3 separate regions of the Mus musculus genome follow, and regions 1 and 2 are each linked to region 3. A link is a loop called in an ENCODE intact Hi-C map of the cell type or tissue named here. Cell type or tissue: gastrocnemius. All regions are shown on one strand. Region 1 overlaps Ero1a (endoplasmic reticulum oxidoreductase 1 alpha). Region 2 overlaps Ero1a (endoplasmic reticulum oxidoreductase 1 alpha). Region 3 holds the start of Txndc16 (thioredoxin domain containing 16).

What was found. Hi-C counts contacts between places; a loop is a spot of excess contacts. Peaks named below come from ENCODE experiments on the same cell type or tissue, not always from the same donor. Only the 100,000 strongest peaks of a DNase experiment are listed, where the experiment ranks them.
Region 1: a loop joins it to region 3, with 2.3 times the contacts of the local background. A loop is called at or near these places in 12 of 42 quality-filtered maps.
Region 2: it touches region 3 in a loop (2.9-fold over the local background); 3 of 42 quality-filtered maps call a loop at or near these places.

Annotation. Positions count from the first base shown.
Region 1 is chr14:45,305,488-45,313,487 of GRCm38, reverse strand. Ero1a (endoplasmic reticulum oxidoreductase 1 alpha) reads left to right here. Exons shown (of 16, transcript NM_015774.3): 2 at 6,857-6,976. Among named protein-coding and RNA genes, the nearest start is that of Ero1a, 9.1 kb to the left of the region's middle. In gastrocnemius, no CTCF peak of the experiment used is centred here; DNase peaks (open chromatin) are centred at 117 and 3,660.
Region 2 is chr14:45,291,858-45,299,857 of GRCm38, reverse strand. It overlaps Ero1a (endoplasmic reticulum oxidoreductase 1 alpha), which reads left to right. Exons shown (of 16, transcript NM_015774.3): 7 at 1-16; 8 at 775-812; 9 at 3,875-3,886; 10 at 5,321-5,347; 11 at 5,462-5,554; 12 at 6,681-6,927; 13 at 7,427-7,496. Among named protein-coding and RNA genes, the nearest start is that of Ero1a, 23 kb to the left of the region's middle. In gastrocnemius, no CTCF peak of the experiment used is centred here; no DNase peak of the experiment used is centred here.
Region 3 is chr14:45,217,044-45,225,043 of GRCm38, reverse strand. It overlaps Txndc16 (thioredoxin domain containing 16), which reads left to right and starts at 5,619. Exons shown (of 21, transcript NM_001310534.1): 1 at 5,619-5,827; 2 at 5,995-6,048. It overlaps Gpr137c (G protein-coupled receptor 137C), which reads right to left and starts at 5,327. Exons shown (of 7, transcript NM_027518.2): 1 at 4,626-5,327. The coding sequence starts at 5,051. In gastrocnemius, a CTCF peak has its summit at 4,998; DNase peaks (open chromatin) are centred at 4,241, 4,582, 4,929, 5,501 and 1 more place; H3K4me3 peaks cover 2,987 bases; H3K27ac peaks cover 2,792 bases.

The DNA.
Region 1 (8,000 bases), 88 kb before region 3:
CCAACTCCATTCTCAGCTCTTCCCTGGCTTCTAGCAGCGCCTGGGTGTCCAAGAGACTGAGAACCAGATGACAGGCCCCGGGACCCCCAAGCCAGCTCTGGCTTTTCCACCCCAAGTGAGCTGCGTGGGGTACATGCAGTCAAACTCCTCGCTATTTTGCCTCCCCAAGTGGCCATGCCCTGTGGCAGAGCAGATGCAGGACCTACAATCGTATGCCTTATAATCTGGTATAGATTTTTTTTTGTTTGTTGTATCCTTTGATTTACAATGTCCCAGTTTTTTTTCTTCCCATCTTAGTCAGTCAGTCTGCCTGTCTCTCACTCTTGCTCTCCTTTCCTTGCTTTTGCTCTCATGCATGTACGCTTGTTCCCACCCCACTCCCCCCCAGCTCTTTTCCTTCTTTCTCCTCCTTTCATGAATTCTATATGTGAGGCCAGGCAAATCTTTCTTTGGTTTAATTCACTTAGCATGTCCGCCGGGGCTACTGAGGTCAAATAGCAGAATCTTACTCTGTGTATGTGGCATTTTCTACCATTTGTTTATCTTGGTTGGGGATTTAGAGGTTCAGTGCACAGCAACATCAGAAGTATGGCTAGTAGTGTACTCAGCAGTTTTGCTAGATGAGTATGCTACAGCTGTTCTTCTCATGGGGTAGACCGGTAATTGTATGTAATTGTATGTTAACTGGTCCTGTTATGGTAATCATTTTACTATATGTAACATGTTACACCATGATGTGTATTTTAAAGAATTATTTATATATTTTATGGATACAAGTACACTGTAGCTATCTTCAGATACACCAGAAGAGGGCATCAGATCCCATTACAGATGGTTGTGAGCCACCGTGTGGTTGCTGGGAATTGAACTCAGGACTTCTGGAAGAACAGTCAGTGCTCTTAACTGCTGAGCCATCTCTCCAGCCCCATGATGTATATTTTAAAATATAGAGTAATATTTATTTTAAAAAACTATGTTCTTTGAAGAAATGTGTCTGTGTGCATGCTGTGGAGCCCTTGAACGCTAGAGGAGGGCATTGGATTCCTTGTGAGCTGGAGTTAGAGTTGTTTGTGAGCTACTTCACAAACCAGTGGGTACTGGGATTGGAACTCTGGTCCTCATGATAGAGGAGCTGCGCCCTTAATGATTGGGCCATCTTTCTAGCCCCTCTGGTCACAAAACACAGTAAAAATTAAATACCCTAGTTCTTTGACAAAGCACATTTTGAGTATATACATTTACTTACTGAGAAACAGCAGGGTGGTATATTCTAGAAGATGTTTTTATACACAAATACCCTGGGATGTTAAAATCAAGCTAAATTATCATGACACCATCGCCCAGCTAGCTGCACATGTGGTGAGAATACTGAAGCTCTGTTCTCTTAACAAATATGCACTATTACTAGCTATGGTCGCCATGATGTTCATTCAGAGCCCGGAAGCTATTTATCCTGTATTTCTCCACGTCTTCCACTTCTACCCTTAGTGTCCTTGATCTTCCTTAGATCTCACAAGTGAGGAAGGTCGTGAAGTAACCTTTATATCTAGCTTATTTTGCTTCCAGATTCATCCAGGATGCCACAAAGGACAGAATAATAGTTCATTGTGTGGTGTGTGTGTCACATTATCCACTCTTGCCCTGACAAATACCTAGATGCTTTTGTACCTCGGATATTGTGTGATGCAGGGAGCACAGGTGTGCAGGTCTCTTGGAGCCAGTGGTTTTATTTCTTTTGGATGTGTCCCCAGAAGTGGGATTGCTAGATCCAGCTATGTTTCTAGTTCCTTGAGGAGTATCCACACTGGTTTCCATCATGTAATAAGTGTTCCTGTTTCAGTGTGTGCTCACCAACCCTGCTTCCACCTTGGTTGCATGTCTTAAGATTTTATTTGCTTGATGCTATTATAAATGGAATTGCTTTCTTGTTTTTTTTTCCCCCGATAGTCTCATTTATTAGTTTCTAGAACACAACTGATTTGATTTTTGTAGCCTATGACTTTATTAAAATAATTTGAGTGTTTTTTTTTTTCTTTTGGTGGAGTTCTCAAGTTTTTGCATGTACTGCCTAAGATCTGAAAATTCTGATTTTAGTTTTTTATTTTTAGTTTGAATTCCTTTTCTTTTTTTCCTTCTGTCTTCCTTTTCCCTTTTTTTTTTTTTTTTTTTTTTCTTCGAGACAGGGGTTCTCTGTATAGCCCTGGCTGTCCTGGAACTCACTCTGTAGACCAGGCTGGCCTCAGAACTCAGAAATCCGCCTGCCTCTGCCTCCCAAGTGCTGGGATTAAAGGCGTGTGCCATCACCGTCTTCCCTTTCCTTAATTGATGCTTGGACAAGCGCTTTTCATAAGAAACACATACAAGAAATACAACTGTATAGTTCTTTGAATGAGAACAAGATTGATCTACAATAGAAGTAGGCTTTCTTAGTATTGTACACAAGACTGTGAGGAGGGTGTTTTTGGTTGGTTGTTAGTTTGTTTTGTCATTCATTGTGAATTAAAAAATACCTCTTGCAAAATAAGATCCTATACAGAGTGGTCAGCCTTCAAACTGTTTACATATCAAATCACAAAGATGGACGCAACAGATTATATTTATGTATATCTGTGATTACAGATTTCCTTTCTTGCCTATTGTATTTGACTACATCAACTGTAGTCAGTGGAGAGTGTGCCTGAGCCTCCCTACCCCCACCCCACACTAGTTTTTCCATAATCTGGGCCCTCGTTCCAGTGGGAAGGCTGGAATAATCCAGTGTTAGAAACTTTGACTACAAACTAGGCCTGTATTTCTTTCCCATTAGGGAAATGTGGGCTGCTTTGGAGAGTAATGAGCCAGGTTAACAGTGATGCTTAGCAATCAAGCATTTCCAAATCTGCAGGTTGGAAATTATTCTTCTATATTATTATAATTATTATTATTATATTAAATTATTCTTCACAGCACAGTGACAGAGGTGGGCCTTAGACCCGCTCGGCCTGACTGCAGAGCACGGGAGCTGGCAGTGGGCACCTCCAGAGGCTCCGTACCTCTCACTGGCTAGGCCTGCAACTGGGCTAGGCTTCTGTCATCCTACTGTCTCTCCGCGTGGGCCTTTTTACGCATAGTGTTAGTTTTCCTACCCAGAGCTTAGGTTCCCGCGGCAGGCAGGGTTGTGCTTTGGGATGGCACCGTGAGTACCGCAGCAGTGGAAGCAGGTCCCAAGCATAGCACCAGGCCGGCGATTGTTTCATCTAACACCTGTCGCCTGTCCCGGGACTTTTCTTCTAAGAGTCTGTGGGTTGTATTAGTGGTGTTCTGCCCAAGCCCTTGCTTGTGACTGCTTTGGTAACATGCCTGTTGTTCTCCAGATCCTCGAACTGAGCTGACATCACACCTGCCACACTTCTGCCAAGGATGGGCTTCTGCCTCACCTCTTGGCCAGCATACCTGAACTGTCAGTAGGCTTGGATCTCCAAGTGTCTTTGTGTCTTCACTGAGCGCTCAGTTGAAACTCTGTTTTTATTTTGTTTCCTTGGCCACCCTGTTGCCCGAGGTTGTAGTGGCGAATGTGGCCTATTCCACATGAAGGGTAAAGGGAAGAAGGCTTAAAAGCTCTCATTGTGCTGCCTCTTGTCCCTCTGCAGTCTCCTGGCTGTGTGCCACCTCTGCTCTGGGGGACCTTGTGTTCCTTCCGGGCTCTGGGCTTCCTCTGCTGCAGGTTAGGATGGCGAGTGGACAGTCAGAAAGCGAGGCGCGAAGGATCATCCGCGCGAAGGGTCATCCTTACTGCGTTTGTTCCTTGCCTTGTGGGTGTGCTGCTGCTACACATGCTCTTGAGCGTGGGGCAGGAGGAGCAGCAGGCAGAGCTCAGCCACTCACCTGCCCACCCCATCACTGAGACCCACTGTGTCTTCCAGAAGCACGGTGCCACAGGCTGGGATCGCAACAGTGAAAAAACCTGATTTTATCCCAGTGATTTGATACTCTAGTTCAAAGGGGTCTCAGCCTTCCTGATGCTGTGACCCCTTCATACAGTTCCTCATGCTGGGGTGAGTCCCGGCCGTAAAGTTCCTGCATTACTGCTTCATAACTGTAGTTTTGCTGCTATAAATTGTAATGTGAATATCCGACATGCAGGATTATCTGATATATGGCCCCCAAAGGGATGTGGACCCTCAGGTTGAGAAATGCTGCTCTAGTTGATGCACTAGATAACAGCCAGGATAGTGAGGTAATTCTAATACAGCAGTACTATGTGGAATGTTCTGGAAGCTCCCAGGAGAGGCAGTTGAGCCCACAGTGATAGAAGAGCGCCTAAGTGTGTCTGAAAGTGATTGTGCTTAGCGACATCCTGCAGGTTGATTTCCACGTTGTCAGTGACCTCGTGGGACGGTTGGCTTCGGCACAGGTGGGCTCAATCTGGGTTACCTTTTCTAACTCGCCAGCTCCATGTGCTGGTCTCTTCTTGCCCTTCCTGCTGTTTCTGTTATTCTTTTGTAACAGTTCAAATCAAAGGCTAGAAGTAGTAGGTGATTTCTATCCTTCCAAACTCAAAAGGAGTGAAAATAGAAATGATAGGATATATGGATCAGATTGCTAGAAACTAGAACCAGAAAAATCAGTAAACTACTGAGCCATCTCCCACCCCCATTACTGGTTTTCAATGTTCTTAAATGAAGATAGTATGGGATTTCATATAGTCCAAGGGTAAATATTAATCCAGTGTTTTAATAAAGTTTTACTTACTTGTTTTCTTATTTATTTACCCATATTTATTTATTTATTTATGTTCTTTTGAGACAGGGTTTCTCTGTGTAGCCCTTGCTGTCGTGGAACTTACTCTGTAAACCAGGCTGGTCTTGAACGTAGAGATCTGCCTTCCTCTGCCATCCCAAATACAGGAATTAAAGGCATGTGACACCACTGTCTGGCCACTTTCTTATTTTTTTTAAATGATCTTTTTAAAAAAAAATTTATTTTTTATTTTTCAAAAATTGTTTATTTTATGTATATGAGTACACTGTAGCTGTCCTCAGATGCACCAGAAGAGGGCATCGGATCCTGTTACAGGTGGCTGTGAGCCACCATGTGGTTCCTGGGAATTGAACTCAGACTTCTGAAAGGGCAGTCAGTGCTCTTAACCTCTCCAGTCCCCACTTTCTTATTTTTAAAAAATGTTTTTAATTATGTGTTTGTGCACATATCTGTGTGGGGTATGTGCATGAGTGTCATGCCTGGGTAGGCCGGAAGAAAGCATTGGATCTATCACAGCTGGAGTTACAGGTGGTCTGAGCCACCTGACAGGGGTGTTGGGAACCAAGCTTGGGTCCTCTGGAAGAGAATCGCAAGTTCCTAACTGCTGAGTCATCATTCTAGCCCTCACTTCCTTTTAGATACTGTCTTTACTAACTCTTGGAGAACGTCATATCTGTCTGTAATGCATTTTGATTCTGTCCGTCTGATCTCCTCTTCCTACTCTTCCCAGCCAGGCTGATTTAGATCTGCCTGCTTCTGCTTCCCAAGCACTGGGATTAAAAGTGGCCATGACGCTTGGCTATCCTCTATAAAAATACTGTTCTCTGAGACCAATTTGTGCTGCTCTGTATGTATGGGTGTGTGGCCAGCCATGGGAGCAGGGAGCATGGTCAACCTACCAGGGACCACATCCCTAAAGAAAACTCTCCGGGGCAGCTGTCAATTCCTCCTCAGTGCGGGGATTGTGGCACTTCCTTATTTTCAATGTAGTTTACAGTGCAAACATATCACACCAAAGGATTATGGGTAATGCATTTTTCTATTTTTTGAATCATTATGTACTTGTTATTTAATGTTACATTACTTTTATTAAGTACGTGCTTAGCTCCAAATAAATGTCCAAAACCATTCAGTTTTACAGCCAGTAACATTGGCTGATTGTAAATTCTCATTTCATCCTGGTGTAGAAAGTCAATAGTTTGATCTAGGATGTAGGGTCATGACATTCGTGCTAAGCATTTGTGGTAAGTTTATTACCCAAATGTTGGCCAGTAGTCGGGGTTGTTAGTCTTAAAGTGAGTTACTGTTTGTTTTATTCATTAGTATTACTTCTCTTTATACATTCACCAAGCTACATAACCTCAGAAAACAAGAGAGAGAGAGAGACAGACACACATATACACAGAGACAGACAGACAGACAGACAGACAGACAGACACAGTCCCAAGAAAACAGTACAGCCTTGCTCCAGCTAGCCAGGTGTAAGTGGGAGATGGGCTCTAGGGATCCCCTGGCCCTGTGTGTATCTTTCTTTCTTCTGATTGCAGTGTGTGTTCATCAGCTCATGGGATGAGATATGATTTGAGTTTCCTTGTTTCTTGGCCCAGCCACAGGGAGACATACCTCTCTCCTTTTTTTGTTTTGTTTTTGTTTTTGTTTTTCGAGACAGGGTTTCTCTATATAGCCCTGGCTGTCCTGGAACTCACTTTGTAGACCAGGCTGGCCTTGAACTCAGAAATCCACCTGCCTCTGCCTCCCGAGTGCTGGGATTAAAGGCGTGCGCCACCACCGCCTGGCACCTCTCTCTTTCTTAATCTCCGTGCCAGCCTTTGGTCAGGTCTGCTGGGTCCTGGAAGGTAAGGCTACAAGGTGACTGCTTGGGTCCAGGTCTGAGAACCTCTGAGCTCAGCTGAGCTTATGAAAGTGCCACAGTGTTGCTCTAGATTATTGGCATTATTGTTGGATTTTTGGCATTCTCTATCTTAGAGAACCAAGAGAAGGTGGGAAGATAATGTTGCTGAGTAGCAGGCTTTTAAAAAACAATAACTGTGTAAGGAGCAGGGCCTTGTGGCACCAGGGACCATTAAACCCGATGTTTCCTTTTCCGTTCTAACAGGTTAGTGGTTACCTGGACGACTGTACCTGTGATGTCGAGACCATCGATAAGTTTAATAACTACAGACTTTTCCCAAGACTACAAAAGCTTCTTGAAAGTGACTACTTTAGATATTACAAGGTACTTTCAACTTTTTAAAATATAAGTATGCTATAATGGATGGTTATATTTGCTGAGATGACTAATCATCAGTACTTTTACTGAAATTGGCAATTATATAAATGTGTACAAAGTTTAAGTTAAAATTTTATTTTTTTAAATTTAGTGTGTGTATGCATGCAAATGTCCGTGTGTGTGTGTGTGTGTGTGTGTGTGTGTGTGTGTGTGTGTGTACGTACATGCAGGAGCGTATGCCATGACATGCCTGTGAATGGAGGTCAAAGGACAACTTTGCATGCTTTTTTTTTTTTTTTTTTGTGAGTTCTGGGTTTGAAGCCCAGGATGTCAAGTTTGTGCAGCGAACACTTTTACCTGCTGGGCTGCCTCTGACTTAAAATGTATACGGTTAGTAGGAAAGCTCGGTTCACACAGGAACTGTTTGCTTGAGAAACCACCCACTGGACTTTGTATGTGTGCATACCTGTGCATGAGGAGACCCAAGGACAACTGTGGGTGCTGTTTCTCAGGCACAGTCCGTCCACTTGACTTTTCCAGACTTGGTGTCTTACTGGCCTGAGCTCTGGCAGTAGGCTAGACTGGTTGGTTTCTGTAATCTGGTCTCTGCTTCCCCAGCTCTGGGACTGCGAGTGTAAGCCACCATGCTTGCTTGCATTTACATGGCTTCTGAGAAGTAAACTCATGCCCTTATGTGCTTTACCAACTAAGCTCACCCCACAGCCCTGCTGGCTTAACTTCAGTAATTTCTAGAGGCAGAAACTGATTGGTTAAAATTGAAATAGAATGGTGAAATAGAAATTACTATATTATTCTCAAAATTGTTTCGTCAGCCATCAGATGGGCTCCAACTATTATAAATATTTGAGAGGACGCACTTTTGGATTTATTAAACACTTAACAGTAGTCGATCAGACCTGGTCCACACAGTTCCTTCCTGCTCTCCTGCTTAAATAGGAGCTGTGTGGTTCTGATTTGAGCCCTGACTCCCAGCTGCCATCTGTCCAGGGTCTGTTTAGTGGTAGTTTGT
Region 2 (8,000 bases), 75 kb before region 3:
AAGAAAACTGTTTTAAGTATGTACTGTTGGTCTAGACCTGTGCAGATCAGGTTCACATTCTTAAAAGATTGACTAGGACATAGAAACTAAAATGCCCTGATTCCCTATGGGCATTGGCACAAGTTGCAACAACTTCTCTGAAGGCTTAGACCTTTCTAGGATTGGAGACACTGAACAAACACTCCTGAGTGGATTATATATAGGATCTCATTATGTAGATGAAGTAACTGGGGAGTCATGGGCTTTGCTTCATTTACCAAGACCACTGTAGCCAATGGTGGGGTGTAGATCAGCATCTACAGCTCAGGATTCCCTTTGTTACCCTCTCTCTTCTCTTTTCTGTGGCGCAGTTATTTTATCCTCTTCAACCTAAATTGATTTCCAAGAATAGCTCCAAGGTGACGTTTTTGTGTGCTAAACACGTCACAGACATTGCTCCTTTCGTTCTTATGGCAACAGTGTATCATAGTTATAACTGCTCATAGATGGAGAATCTGAAACTTTTAAGTTAGATGCTTGTTCAGTACTTGGGGAACCACCTCCTTTGTATTCTTAAGGAGTACACCTAAGATCCTTAGGTGACTGAGAAATGCTTCTGGTTCTTCACTTGGCAGCCTGAAGGCTCTTGTATATATTGTGTGTGTGTGTGTGTGTGCATGATTCTCCCAGAGACAAAAGATCTGTATGATAACACATTTCACTTTCTCAATCAGATACAACTAGAACATTATTGGTAACACTGACGTTCATCCTCTGCAATCCTTTTGTTTGTAGGCCACAGACAATTCAAAGGCCTTTGGCTTCTGGGCGAGGTGAGTTATTTGCATCTTCTCTTCTTTATTGGCAAGTGGATTTGGGTTAGACTGAAGAAGGCACAGGCAGCTTGTCGGGTAGTCTACTCATTGCTTCTAGCGAGTGATCTCACCCTTGCAAGCAGAGGTAAATATTCTTAGTCTTCTAAGGACATATATCATGGTGTTAGACCATTGTAATATGAAGATTAGGTTATATCTTTATTATCTGTTTTTGCAATGCACTGAGTAGTTGTTTGCTTACTTCAGTTTCATTCATCTCCCCAGATACATGAATATCCCAAACATTTACCTAATTTTTCAAAAATACTTGAGTTTGAGAGAAAGTTTAAGGGTGCAGTGGTTGGTCAGCATGGTTGAGGTCCTGGGCTTGATTCCCAGCCAAATAAGAAATACACACAGACACAGACACATACACACACACACCCCTCAAGTAAAAGACTTTACATTCTCATCACATTCCACATATGGTCTGATTATAAATCCACATGCCTTACATATCACTAAATATGTTTTTATGTCCATTTACATTCAAGATCTGGTCTAAATGCTGCCTTTCCCGAAACACTTCCCTTTCCAGTTGGAAGTCATCTCTGGCTCTCTGTGGAGCAGCACATGCTGGGTTTGCTTCCTTCTTAGAATGTTTACTGGTGGCATCATTCTGTGATTTATATATGTATTCACCTGCCCTAGTGCCTTGGGATATGGGCAGCAATATCTCAACATAGAGCCTGGTAGTTATGGAGTAAGTTGCTAGATACATTATGATGTCAATGGTTTTCCCCAGTGAACAGTTTCTTTAAAAGAATTAGAGAAATTGACACATTTTATAATTTCAATAAAATTTTAATTTTGGATACTGTCTAGCGCAGTGTAAAAATCACTTATTCTTGCAAGAACTGGTTATTCACCATTGTGCAGGCCTTATGTAGATGCCAAGAGGACGTGCAGATTCAAATTGCCCTCTCAGTTAGTAATGGTTTATAGAATAAACAATTTCTACATATGATTTCTGGTTTTTTTTTTAGAAATTACATATTCTTATTGCCTTAGTTACTTTTATATTGTTGCGAAGAGATACTGTGACCAAGAAAACTTATAAAAGAAAGCATTTGAGTTTTAGAGGGCTCAATTTAGAGTTTTCATTACAGTTTTAGAGGGTTAATCCATGACCACCATGGTAGGGAGTGTGGCAGCAGGCAGGTGAGCGTGGCACTGGAGAAGTAGCTGAGAGCTCACATATGATGCACAAGTCTAAGGCATTAGGGAGGCCCAACCTAGATGACCTGGGCTTTGTAAACCTAAAGCCCAGCTCCAGCGACACACCTCCTTGAACAAGGCCAATCTTCCTAATCCTTCCAGTTTGGGGACCAAGCATTGAAATGTAGGTGCTTGTAGTGGCCATTCTTATTCAAACCGCCAGGTATATTCTCCCAGGATGGACTTATTGATAGACTCTTCGCTGCCCTTTAAGCAAATATGTAAGGTTTTTATTTTCTCAGTTCATTTGAAAGCCACTGATGTCACAGTCAGCAAGCACGGCTATCAGGCAAGTCTGTCTGTCTTAGGAAAGAAAGAACATTTTCGGCTGTGTTGTATGTGGTGAGGCAGGGGAGGGTGTTTATCTAATTAGGTGAAGTACAAATTCATAGATAAGTGCTCTCTATTAGCAGCTCATATTTAATCACTTCCAGTCATTTTAGTGGAAATGGGAACTCTTTCAGTGATCATCAGAAAACAGGCTACATGGTATGTGACAAGGGACACAGTATAATACAGTTGTAACAAACATTGTTAGGTTTGTAACGGTGGGGAGGAGTTGTGGGGATGACAGAGGGAAGCTCATTAAATAAAGATGATCAGCAGTAGAGTGAAGGAAAAATGCATAAATAAAAACAGCATCTATAGTTACAGAACAGAGCCTCTAAATACCTAAGTAAACAAAAAATATCACACTTTCCAAAGTATAAATGGTCTTGGCAAGGCAAACTGGGATCTGGGTTTGGTTCCCAGTGCACGCATGGTGGCTTATAATCATCATAACTCCAGCTCCAGGGGTCTGAAGTCTTCTTCTGACGCATGAGGGCACACACATACATGCAGATAAAACACCGATACATATAAAACAAAATAAATAAATTTTAAAAATATTTTAAAACATTGGCAATGAGAACATGTTTAACAAACTGTGATGCTAAAGAAAAACCGACAAAATGTAATGAACTTGATGGTAGTTTTTAGAGGCTTTATTACCTTGTAATGCTTTCTCTGCGAGTTTTATTTTGTTTTGTTTTGCTTTTTTTTCTGTTCTTTTGTTTTGTCCTATTCATCTTTGTTTTTATTTTTATCCCATTAAAATTTTTATATGCTTTTTTTTTTCTAATGTAAGAACAAAAAAGGGTGTGGGTTTGGATATGTGAGAAATTGGGGATGAGGGGAGGAGTTGTGAGAAATTGGGGATGATGGAGAGGAGTTGTGTGGGGGGGAAGTGGGATGACAAAACGGAGTTGTGGGAGGGGAAAATGAAATCCAAATGTATTATATCAAAAATTTTTTCAATAAAAAGTAATCTAAAACAAAAAGGAAAATGGGAACAATGAAGATTATGTTCCAACAGTAAGTAAGCAACTGCATATAAACTGCTGCATTATGAGGAATTTGAATTTTACAGTCTTTGAAAACAGTCCAAAGGTTTTAAATCTTATGTCAGTCTGGAGGAGTGAAAGCAGTAATACAGACCTTTAGCAGAAGTGTGTTATAGCTTCAGGATAATAAGTGTACAAAGAGTGCTGTCCAAGTGCACATAGGTGCTTTAGATGTGTAAGCTGCTGACAGACAGTGTGCTGCATGTCCCTGCGCATCAGCACAGGTGAGTTCTGTGAGCCTAAACTACTGCTGGGTGGAGATTTGCTATGGGTGTTCTTTCTCCTGACATTGTTTGTATGGATACATGAACTCAAAAAGTCATTAAAGTACTCTCATGAAAGTGTAGCATTTCAGAAGGGAAAGGTGGAGGTAATTTATAATAATATAACAAAAAATGTTTTTTTTTTGTTTTTCAGGAAAAAGTAAAGGTACGTATTTTTATCATGCAATATCAGTTCTGCCTGCATATTCAGATGTGTGTTCTGGTGTTGATTGTGGCAAACTGCATTTCTTTCCACTTCCTCTGACACTTTGTTATTTTAGAGTAGTGGTTCTCTTTTCTTTTCTTTTCTTTTCTTTTCTTTTCTTTTCTTTTCTTTTCTTTTCTTTTCTTTTCTTTTCTTTTCCTCTCCCCTCCCCTCCCCCTCCCCTCCCCTCCCCCTCCCCTCCCTCTCTCCTCCCCTCCCCCTCCCCCTCCCCCTCCCCTTTTTAGTTTTTCGAGACAGGTTTCCCTGTGTAGCCCTGACTGTCCTGGAACTCACTCTGCAGACCAGGATGGCCTCGAACTCAGAAATCCACCTGCCTCTGTTATTTTGTTAACTCAGACGTTACTTTAGATCATTTTCATTCTTTGAGGGTTTTTTTAAAAATTTTTATTAGGTATCTTCCTCATTTACATTTCCAATGCTATCCCAAAAGTCCCCCCATACCCACCCCCCCACTCCCCTACCCACCCACTCCCCCTTTTTGGCCCTGGCATTCCCCTGTACTGGGGCATATAAAGTTTGCAAATCCAATGGGCCTCTCTTTCCAGTGATGGCCGATTAGGCCATCTTTTGATACATATGCAGCTAGAGTCAAGAGCTCCGGGGTACTGGTTAGTTCATATTGTTGTTCCACCTATAGGGTTGCAGATCCCTTCAGCTCCTTGGGTACTTTCCTTAAGGTTTTAAAATTAAAATAGTAACCTTTCTACAAACTCCTTGTCCTCTTCCCATTTTATTTCTTTAGATGGTAATTCTGAAGCTAGAAGTAGTGAGCTTTAGTATTCTGACAGTGGTACCATTAGGTCACAGAACATGGCAATTGTGTTTAGCGCTGGCCTACTGCTCTTTGGATGTAGTGACCTGCATGGAATTCTGTTCCATCTGTAGTATCATCTTACAGTGTTTGTGTCTTCTGAACCTAAAAGTATGTAGTATGTCCCGAGTTTTCAAAGCATAAATGGCTTTGGCAATTTATCTAGTTGTGTAATCTTGCTAGATTTGGTGTGCGAGTGTGCGAGTGTGTGTGTGTGTGTGTGCGCGCGCGCGCGCATGCCTGTGTGTTATTTCTGGTGGAACAGTCTTGGGGATTGAACTCAGGAGCTCAATTTGAACAGGATAGCCAAGTGATGTGTCACAGAGTGACACCCTCCTGACTCCAGATTCTACAGTTTGATACCATATGAAACATTTTATCCAAGAAGTCAGGAGACAGGGGCTGAGGGAGGAACAGAGTGGTACTTACTTGGATCCACTCCCAAACTTCTCTTCTTGGAAGAAATTAGATTTGAACCTTTAGCTGGCACAGTTCTTAGTACTTGGAAATTCACATTTTGGTGTTATGAAAAATTATGACTTATTTTTTTCTTTTAATTTCAGAGAACACATTTTACAACTGGCTAGAAGGTAATTAGAAACTTTGAAATAAATTTAATTTTTTATTTTTAAATCATGAAGTAATTCTTAAATTTTCAAGATTCACATATAAATTTTAATTTTTAAATCATTGATTTCTTTTAGGCCTCTGTGTAGAAAAGAGAGCATTCTACAGACTTATATCTGGCCTGCACGCAAGCATTAATGTGCATTTGAGTGCAAGGTATCTTTTACAAGGTGTGTGACTTTTGAAATCTTTCATTGACTTGCTTTTTAGGTATTTTTAGAATTTTCTTGTATTTACCTGGGTAGGAAAAAAAGAGACTTGTTTGACTATCGGGCAGTAAGATTACACTCGTAAACGGTAGTAACTAGGAATGTGTCTATAGTTGTATGGCTCCATGTATTTATTATTAATTCTCTCAAAACTAGATACATTGCTTTGGAAATTTTCTTTCACTTTGCTGTGGGAATTAAAATAGCCCCCACAGCACAGTTTGTTATTGTACGGGAGCCTCGATTTGTGTGTAGACTTTAATGGGTACAGCATTGTCTGCGCTTCCTCATGGTTTAGAATGCTGATGGAAAATCAGCATGGTTGATTTCCCTCCGTAACTCACTCCCTCTGAAATTGGAATGTATTTTACTTTTCAGAAATAAAATGGTAACTCTAAATAGATGCTTGAGACTCATTAGTAATTTCAGACAGTCATTAAAATTTTTCACTTTTATGTTTAATTATACGTGTGGGGTTGGGGGTTGGGGTGGGGGTTGATATGTGCATGGAGGACCGGTGCCTCAGAGGCCAGAGGCCGTGGCTGTGTGTTGCCATGGATACCTGAAGTCAGGTCTTCTGAAAAAGCATACTTTCTCTTCACTGCTCAGCCATCCCTGCAGCTTAGCAAGTCACTTTTTAATTATATATTTTGATTTTATGGTTGTTGATATTCAGAAGTTTGATTTTATCAAATACCTGTTTCTTTGTCTTTAAAAATGGATTTCAAAGACAAAATTCTTACTATAGAATTTTTGAAATTTTATCTATTTGTTTTTGATGGCAAGGGCTCATCATGTAGCCTTGGCTGTCCTGGAAATCTGTATGTAGACCAAGCGGGCCTTGAGCTCACAGAGTTCTACCTGTCTCTGCTTTGAATTAAAAGCATGTACCACCATGCCTGGTTTTCAACAGAGGTTTTAAGGCTAAATTATTAAAAACAACAACAAACCCAAACTGTCTTTGGTTAAATTACATATTTTAAGCTACAAAATGAAATTGACTTCTATAAGTATAAGCAGTCCCTTATAATTAAAATGAAAATTACACAACTGTACAATTCAGTCATTTAGTGTTCTTTCTTTTTAGATACTTGGCTGGAAAAGAAATGGGGTCACAATGTCACAGAGTTCCAGCAGCGCTTTGATGGGATTCTGACTGAAGGAGAAGGCCCACGAAGGCTGAGGAACTTGTACTTCCTGTACCTGATAGAGTTAAGGGCTCTCTCCAAAGTGCTTCCATTTTTTGAGCGTCCAGATTTTCAGCTCTTCACTGGGAATAAAGTTCAGGATGCAGAAAACAAAGCGTTACTTCTGGAGATACTTCATGAAATCAAGTAGGTGCTATACATTATAACATAGATATTAACATATAGGTGAGGGGTGGTGCCCAGAGTAAACTGCATTATTTGGTTAGAGAAGAAAACCATCTTTATATCATGCATATGTAGTTGTATTTCATTGAAGTTTTAGTTTTTTGAGATGGTCACATTCTCTTGCCTCAGCCTCCAGAGTGCTGGGAATGTGGGTATGTATCGCCTGGCCGCCCAGAGCTTCTAGAATAGCTTGGATTTGCTTTGAACTGTGTACTACATTTTTGTTTTTTATGTTCTTAATACCAGCATTATTTTCATTTGCACAGTCTTTTAAGTTTGAGGCCACACTTCTAATACACTTAGAATTTGTATTTGAGGATAAATATTCATTTGCATTGGTGTTGGCGTTACTGAATTTTATTCCTAAAATTGTATTATTTATCTCTGACAAATAAAATATATTAGCAAGTTTTTTGATGCTTCTAATTCATGAACATGAGCCTTTTCTGTTTAAATGCAGGTCATTTCCTTTGCACTTCGATGAGAATTCTTTTTTTGCTGGGGATAAAAACGAAGCACATAAACTAAAGGTAATTAATTACACATCGGCTTAATTGTTAGCTACAGCCAGGCGGCCATGTAGGCTGATTGTAACAGAGCAGTAGCATTGGAAGTTGAGTAAAAGGATGCTTTTGAGAGGCTGAGGACAGAGCTGGGATAGGTGGGAGATCTTGACCAGAGCGGAGTTCCCATTGGAGGAGGCTGCAGTGCTCAGGAGGATGACTAGTAAGTAGTCATGTGTTATACAGTTCACAACTCTTCCCAGCAGATTCTACTGCAAAAGGCTATGTTAACTTATGAATTTGTTATTGTGGGTTTATTGTTCCATATTAACTAGTAAATATCAAAATATTATTGCATACCACAAACAATCTGATTGTCAATTAAAAAGTAAATTTAAGGTATAAATGTATTTATACTTCCTACTGAGTCTTGCCTCATAGCTCAATGGGCTTGATATGACTTCCCCAGAATATTTGTAACACCCCTCCCTGTTTCTTATGGTGATGAAAGAAGCTAATTTAATCAGTGTG
Region 3 (8,000 bases):
TGCACCCACATCAGGTAGCTAACAACTGTCTGGAACTCAAGTTTCAGGGGAGCCAATGCCCTCTTCTTGCCTCCCTGGGCACCTGTATTCACATAATCAGCTTTGTTGACCATTAGATTCTCACAGTAATGATGTTATAAAATGCTTTGATAATATTAAATGTAATATAATCTGATCCTGCCTTCAGTGAAAAACTATAGGCACAGTTGTAGAAAAAGTAGGACCAAGTTAGTGGGTAAAAGGTAGTTGAGTAGGTTTAGACAAAAGCAGTTTATATTCCTTGCAGACAGCCAAACACTGAACTAAGCCATTTCTATTGAATAGTAACTTGTGATGTAAAATATTTATTTTGTATACTTTTCAGTTATTAAATCTTAGAAGCATTGTTAGTAATATTTTACCAGGAGTAATTAACTTTTTCTCTATTTAAGCCAAGATAGTCTATGTATTCATAACATGTATAATCTTTAAGCACAAAATATAAAGACTATAGACAACCCATACATATTTACCTCAACACTCATCAAAATAAAGTAATTGTACATATTACATGTTTCCTAGAATTTAACCTTTATATTTAATAGTATATTCATAGTAGCTATGAGACAAAAATATGATAAAATAACTTGTCCTTAGGAGTTTCCATTTTAGGTGCTAAAAATACATTTGTGGGAAATAATATAACAAACCAAGATATCTGGAAATGGAGTTACATTTATTTAAAGTGTCATTGATATTTAGAATAGTACCTTTATTTGAAGAAGCAATAATAGCATTCATGAAGTTAAAATTTTAAATATTTTAGCTCTTTTAGCATTAGAATCACGTCATTGCATTTTATATTTACTAAGCAACTATCATATATATTATAGAAGCTGGAAGGAAAAATGTCAATATGGACCTCAAAGATGAACTCATTCATTTTGGCATGCATCATAGTGCTCCAAAGATAGTATACTAACTCTTATGCTGTTTTCTTGTATGTCCTAATGAAGGGTAGGATCAGAAAAATCTATTTAAAGACTGAAATCTTCACTAAGGAAAATATAAGAGTACTAAATTTTATCTGGTAAAGGTCATGCTCTACTGATACTGCCAGAAAAAGTTCAGTATCCGTTTTTAGGTTATAATACTTTTATTCTGTTCCAAAAATCAGAAAGATGAAAAGTCAGAAAGAAATACATTTAGCTCAATTCCATTCAGGTGTAATCCAGAATAATTAATAGTTTACACAGTTCTTAACTTTAAAAAAACATGTGTTTTGGAAGAGGCACCATAAAATAATCTTCAAAGTAGTAAATGTTGTTTTCTATGTTTATAATGATCAAGGTTCTATTTTTAAACTATGTATCTGTGAGGGGGTATGTGCATGTGAATGCAGGTATGCTGGCACCTACAGTTACAGTTGTAAGCTACCACCGGCAGCTGTTGGGCACTGGACAGTCTTCTGTGAGAGCAGCAAGTGCTCTTAACTGATATCTTCTGGCCTGATCCATGGTTCTTTATAATGAAAAGTTTGAATGTTTTAAATTCATTAGACATGGACACAACAAATGTTTAAATTAAAAGTAAAATGGAATTGGTATTTAATATGAGACAGTAAAGACAATACTTTGGGACAAAAATAATAGTTTTGTTTTGGTCAACAAACTCTCTCTACAACTTTGCTATAGTATGAAGAATCCAAAAGCTGGCTATGGCAGCAGTGCCCACAATTCCATCACTTGGGATGCTGAGGCATGTGAGTTTTAAGTTTGATAACATCTTGGGCTACACAGCACATTCCAGGCCAGTCTGAGCTCACTAGCATGTCCATCTGAAAACAAAACAAAAAACTGAAATAAAGAAACAACTCCTCGAAGAGAAAAACTTTACGAATTCAGAATGATCAATAGAAAATATACTTCCAGTTACTTGGAATTGTTAATTAAAAACTGTCATCCAGAGCTGGGCATGGTGGTATACATCTATATTTCCTTGCATTTGGAAGGCTGAAGCAGGAGGATGGAGAGTTCAAGGCCAGCCTGAAGTACATAGACAGTCTGCCTCAAAAAATACAAGAAAAACAAATCCACACTTTTCTTACCTTTTTTTTTTTTTGGCAAAGTACTACAACGTGTAACTTGTAGATCCTTCTGCTTCTGTCATCTAGGTATAAGGATTACAAATATGTGCTCACATACTCACCTTTTAAGTTCAGTTGTTATATAGGCCATATTGTCTTAGAACTATGTAGTTTAGGATGCCCTCAAAATCATGGCATTCTTCCAGCCTCTCCCTCCCAAGTGCTGAGATTATAGGTACATACCACACTTGACTTCAAATACTCTCTTAAGTATAGATATCTATGAACTGGGAAATAAATTCTGATTCAAATGTCTATTATAAAGCAGGATTTCAAAAAAGGACAATATTTATTCAAGTATTATGTCCTAAACTTTTTAGTGTTATTATAAAAGGCAAGCAACCCATAAGCCCTTTCCAGAAGATACTAAGAAACAACCAATCAAACAAAAGAGCTTCAGTACAGTATTTTGAAATTTATATTTTCTAGGGTAAGAGCTTTTTCCAAAAAAGTGTATCACACAAACAAGTGATTCATTTAATAAGACTTTCAGACTTTAATGTTTTCTTACTTGGAATACCAGTGATAACATGTGAAAACTATGTAGATAATCTTTATTTTTTTTGTTCTAGAAATACTTTTTAGAATTTTGTGCTTAAATATAGTTGATATTTTTCCTATTATGTTTGGCCACTTTCTTTCCCTTTGAGTGAGAGGTGCTGTCTGGTAGAAGATACAAGGGAACCCTTAAGGCATCCAAGATCTTACTCAGGCTGTTGGTAACTTGGATGTATACATACATAACACTTCCCTAGCTGCATGTTTAAGATTGTGTACACTTTCTGGTTATGTGTTACATCTCAAGTGAAAGGGTGATGTTAGCAAGGTCCAATGAATTGCATATATAATTTTTTAAGACATATGGGGGGGGTGACAACACCCGTGGTATCTGATGCTCCTAGCAAATTGACTTTTAATCATTTTCAGGTAGATTAACTGTATCTGAGGCTAAAGTAAGTCTTCAATAATGAGAAATTACTAATGTACTATCAGAAGTGTCAAGAAGAACTCAGTATCAGTTTACCTATAAATATGTGTTATAAAACCTTAAGCAACTGGATGATCCCCAAATATGATACCATTGTAGCATGTTTATTTGATTTACAATTGCATATGCTTTTCACTTTTGCTTAAGAGTGTGGCATTATTTTTGTGGTATTATGAGGTTTTTTATGGTATTATGTTGCTAGAGAATAAAAATAAAGTTTGGTTTTGTTACTCAATAATTGTTTTTTATTGGATATAGCTTGTATATATAACAATTGTATATAGCTGAAATTACAATTGTGATTTTAAAAACGCTTTCTATTTTCCTGTTTATTAAGGGGAAAAAAAGAGTTGGTTTATGTAGGAAATATAAACACAATCTGATTCAAAAGTGCCTTTTTTGGGTTACTTTTCCTTGGAACTGTGTTAATTCTCATCACCTCCAAAAGCCTTTGAGAGGATTAGCTGCATAGACCAATACCGTTCTATATTAGTCAGTATTAAGTGTATGATGTCACCTTTTTTTCTCCTCTCCTAAGCTCGTATTTTGAGGGAAAAGAAGACTGGGGGGGGGGGGGTGGAACCTGAAAATAATAAGGCATAAATACCAGATAGACATGATTGACAACCTTATACCCCCAACCTGTCTGAAATGGGTCAAATGTGCTGCAGAACAATGCAATCCAACCAGCAATTCCCCGTAAAAGAGAAAGGGGGTGTGATTAGACTCCAGCTATTAAGCAAGTTGTTGGAAAAACAAAATCAAAAACACCAAAAAACATAGTTCCGTGGTTTGTTTCTGCAACAGGCACAGGTTAAGCTTGTATCTTCTCTCCTAATTAGCTCTCCCCCAAAGGGCTGTGCTGTAAGAGACCGCCTAAATCGCCAAAGCAAGCAGCAACTGGGACAAACACTAAGGGCTTTATGGAGGTCCTTCGACTGTCCCGCAGCATTGGTTATTGATCGTTCACCCCGTCGGGGAAGCGATCGATCAGAATTTGTGCAAGGTGTATCGAGCCACAGTTAAGGAGATGCGGGGGGGGGGGGGGATATAAGCTTCTAATAAAAGAAACGCAGCAACAATAGCGGAGGAACAGCTCTGCCTGGTGACGTAATGGCTGGCAGCGGTCCAGCTTCAGCAGAGCTGCCTCTACTTCAGCATCCAACCTCCCTCAACCCGGTCCAGCCTCGACAGAGCTACCGGAGCTGCTACTTCTTACGATGCTTCTCTGTGGTCGCCACCAACGCCTTACGTGGAGGTCTGGGACATTGAACAAAGGGTGTCCCACTGCCTTAAGTTGTCGGGGCACGCATACTCTCTCTCTCACACTTCTCCAACCCCCTCAGGCACCGAGTCCATCAGCGGCTTAAGTTGAGGGAGAGGGAAAGACAGGAGTGTCTCAGTGTCCCCAGACTGCCCTCCGGCCACCTCCCCCAGCCCCGACCCCTTCCGTCTCGGCAGGAGTGGATCCCGGCGGCCCCGCTCCCCCGCTCGCCGGTCCTCCCGCCTTACCTCTGCCAGGTAGAGGTTGAGGAGACAGAGCGTGGAGAACTGTAGGCAGGAGGGGAAGCAGTAGAGCAGCCAGTGCGGGAAGAAGTGCAGGCGAGAGGGTGGCCGCAGCAGGGGCAGAGAGCCGCTGAGGGAGAAGGCGGCCGAGAAGAGCGTGGTCCTGAGCGCTGCCCACGCGAGACACAGGAAGAGGCAGAGGCTCTGGTAACTGAGCCGCCGCTCGCGGTACAGGAGCAGCCGCCACAGCTGCAGGTAGGCAAAGGCGAAGAGCGCGGCGTAGAGCAGCGCGTGCAGCACGCTCAGCGCCAGCTGCACCGAACCGGGAACCGCGGCGCCCGAGGCCGCGACGGCGCCCCCGCCGGACGTCGAGGGTTCGCGGCCGGCCGTGGGGACCGCGGCGGCCGCCGGCCCGGACACTGATACCCTCATGAGGGGACGCGAGCAGCGGGGAGGGAGCGCGGGAAGGAAGCGGCCCGAGCGCCCCCCGGACCTCCCGCCCGCCCCAGCCTGCGGCCCCGGGCAGCGCCGTGACAGGAGTCGCAGCCCCGCGCGATGGCCGCGGCTGCCCTCGGGCCCGCCTCCCCTTCCCCCCGGGGGGCTCGGTTCCTCGGGCCGCGGCTCGGCTCCGCAGCAGCAGCAAACAACTCTCGGCTGGAGACAATCAGCTGAGAAACCCGAGCTTTTGAGGCGCTCGCTCCGCACTGTGAGCTGCCGGCGATTGGCCCGGGCGGGCGCGCCCTCCGGGCGCCTCACTCGGAATACCACAGGCCTCAGAGCCTGTCACTCCAGAAGCCTTTGATCTGATTGGCCTTCTGCTTTCTCCTCTTTTACCCCCGCCCCTCTTCCCACCCACGCTGCTGATTGGCCCAGCAACTGCAAGACTTCCTCGCGCCGGCGGGAGGACTCCAGATTCTGTCACCTGGGGCTGTTCTCGCTCCGCCCCCTGACCGTCCATTGGTTGGAGGATCTCTTACGTAAGGAGCACGAGGAGCAGGCGGAGCCTCGGGGGTTGTTTTTTCGCCCAAGAGACTGATTTTGCGGAGGCAGTGCCGGCCGTGGGCGGTGAGCTTCTCAGGTAGGCGTAGTTGCTTTGGGAGCCGCCGTAGGGACCAGCCCCTGCCCCGCCTTCTGTCACCATCTCTACTCTGATGGCGGGACGTGCTGTCCTCAGAGACCTTTCATCTCTGCACGAGAATCTCAGGCAGGTGGGTAGCAGCGCGGGCCTCAAGACTTTGCCTGCAGGATTGCATGCACATCAGCACTCGGCAAACGTCCCTCCAGCCAGGTTGCTTGCTGATTCAGTTCACCTGTTTCTGGGGGCACCAAACGACGCTGGTTTTGATTTCATTTCCCCCCCTTTTCTTTTTCTGAGCTGGAGGAAACACGGGGCGAGGAAAGCGAATGAAGCAAAGCGCGAGCGGAAACTGTAAGTAATCAACCCTTTCTTCTCTTGGGAAGAGGTCCTGAAGGATGGTGGTCCTGGGAACAGATGAACGTTGAGGCCTTCTCCAAGGGGAAGGTGATTCTTCGAAACTTGCAATTTAGAAAGCTCTCTTGGGCGCAGGGGTGGGCAGGGGAGGGGTGGGGGGAGCGCGGAGCAGTAACAATGTGGTGATTGTCCAGAATGGAAGAGTTTGTGTGAGATTCTGCTTGTGTGTTGGAACAAGTGGTGCTATTCTCATCAGAGACTGAGAGATACAAAATAAGAGGTATATTTCTGCTTTAAATAAGTGAGGAACGGTTGTATGTTGGCCACTACATGAAGGTTTTTTTTTTTGTTTTTTGTTTTTTGTGTTTTTTTTGTATTTGGTATTTGGTAGCAAATCAGTCAAAGTAATGCAAGATGAGGAAGGATCCTGTGTTCTCAGAGTGAGCCTCTCATTGCAGATTCAGTGCTTCTGTAGACAGCATATTTACTGGAGCATCCAATATCCAGCCTTTCCTAAATACTCCCTCCTTAAGGTCTGCTTAAGAAGATGGCTGTTTCTCAGTCCTCCACCACCAAGTACATGTTACAAAGGGGCTTAAGATCTGTTCTGTACTTATTCTGGTCCAGTAGTTTGCCAGACACCAGACAGTATTACCATCCACAAGTGTAATCATGCACACACATGTACAATAATGATAAAATGAAAAGAAAGCCCTAAGTCTGTGTTTATTCAGTGGTAGGCTCATCAGGAAGACTATAATGAGGCAGGAGACTCTCCAGCATTTAGATGTTGTCTTTTTCTCATTAGCTGTATGGTGGAGGCTATGTTACAGATGTTTAGCCAGATACACATGTGGATGGTCAGCTTTGACTGAAAGGGAAAGGGGAAGTGCAGGATTGATTTTTGGTTCTTGTTTATAATGTTCTGTCTTCCATGATGTTTTACTCAGCACAGGCTAAGCTCGCTGCAAGGTCTTTATACAGATGCGGATCCTTCAGAGAACTTGAGTACACAGCAGTACAGATCAGCAGCCAGCAGGTCTCGTTCTGCGTGCCCTAGAGCATGGTTCTCCATGGTCCTTGACCTTGTCCTGTGACAGGTCCTGCCAGTTTTATCATTATCTTGGCAGGATCTCAAACTGGTTTTGGAGTATATGGGCTTTTGTTTCAAGGCTGAGGTGGTTTGGTCAGCATGCTACTTGGAACAAGGAATAGTTTGGGTGTAAGTTACATTTTATGTTTGCATATTGCCTGTCTTTGCTGGTGCTTCCTGGAATCTGTGTTTGCATACCTTGTTAAATACAACCAACAGCAGCTACTATACAATACGAATCTGTTTGCAAGCCTCTTAGTGCTTAAAATAAGCTTGTTAACGGTAAGAACTTTGGTACACACTCATTGTAGACTCATTAGGTATGTCTCATCTCCAAATTGCTGTAGCAACAGTTTTGCCAACTTGAGGTGGCTCATTTATTGATTATCAATGTCAGATAACCCTTTTCTTGTGGTGCTCAGACCAGTTTTGAGGTCTGTTTGACCTCCTAGCTAGTACTTCAGAGTTTTTGTTAAAACATTTTTCTTTTTTTAAAAAGATTTATTTATTTATTTCTTGTATGTGAGTACACTGCTGCTGTCTTCAGACACACTAGAAGAGAGCATTGAATCCCCATTACAGATGGTTGTGAGCCACCATGTGGTTGCTGGGAATTGAACTCAGGACCTTTGGAGGAGCAGTCAGTGCTCTTAACTGCTGAGCCATCTCTCCAGCCCCACTTTAGAGTTCTTGTTAAGGCAGCTGCTCTTTCCTATCTTGTGTACCAGTGGACATACACTGGTTTAAGCTTCAGAAGTAGGTCCTCAAATCTTGATGACTTAGCATTTTCCAAGTCTCCCTTGAGCTCATTACGTATTAGCTAAGGGTTCTTTGTGCTGTATTCCTACAGTCACAG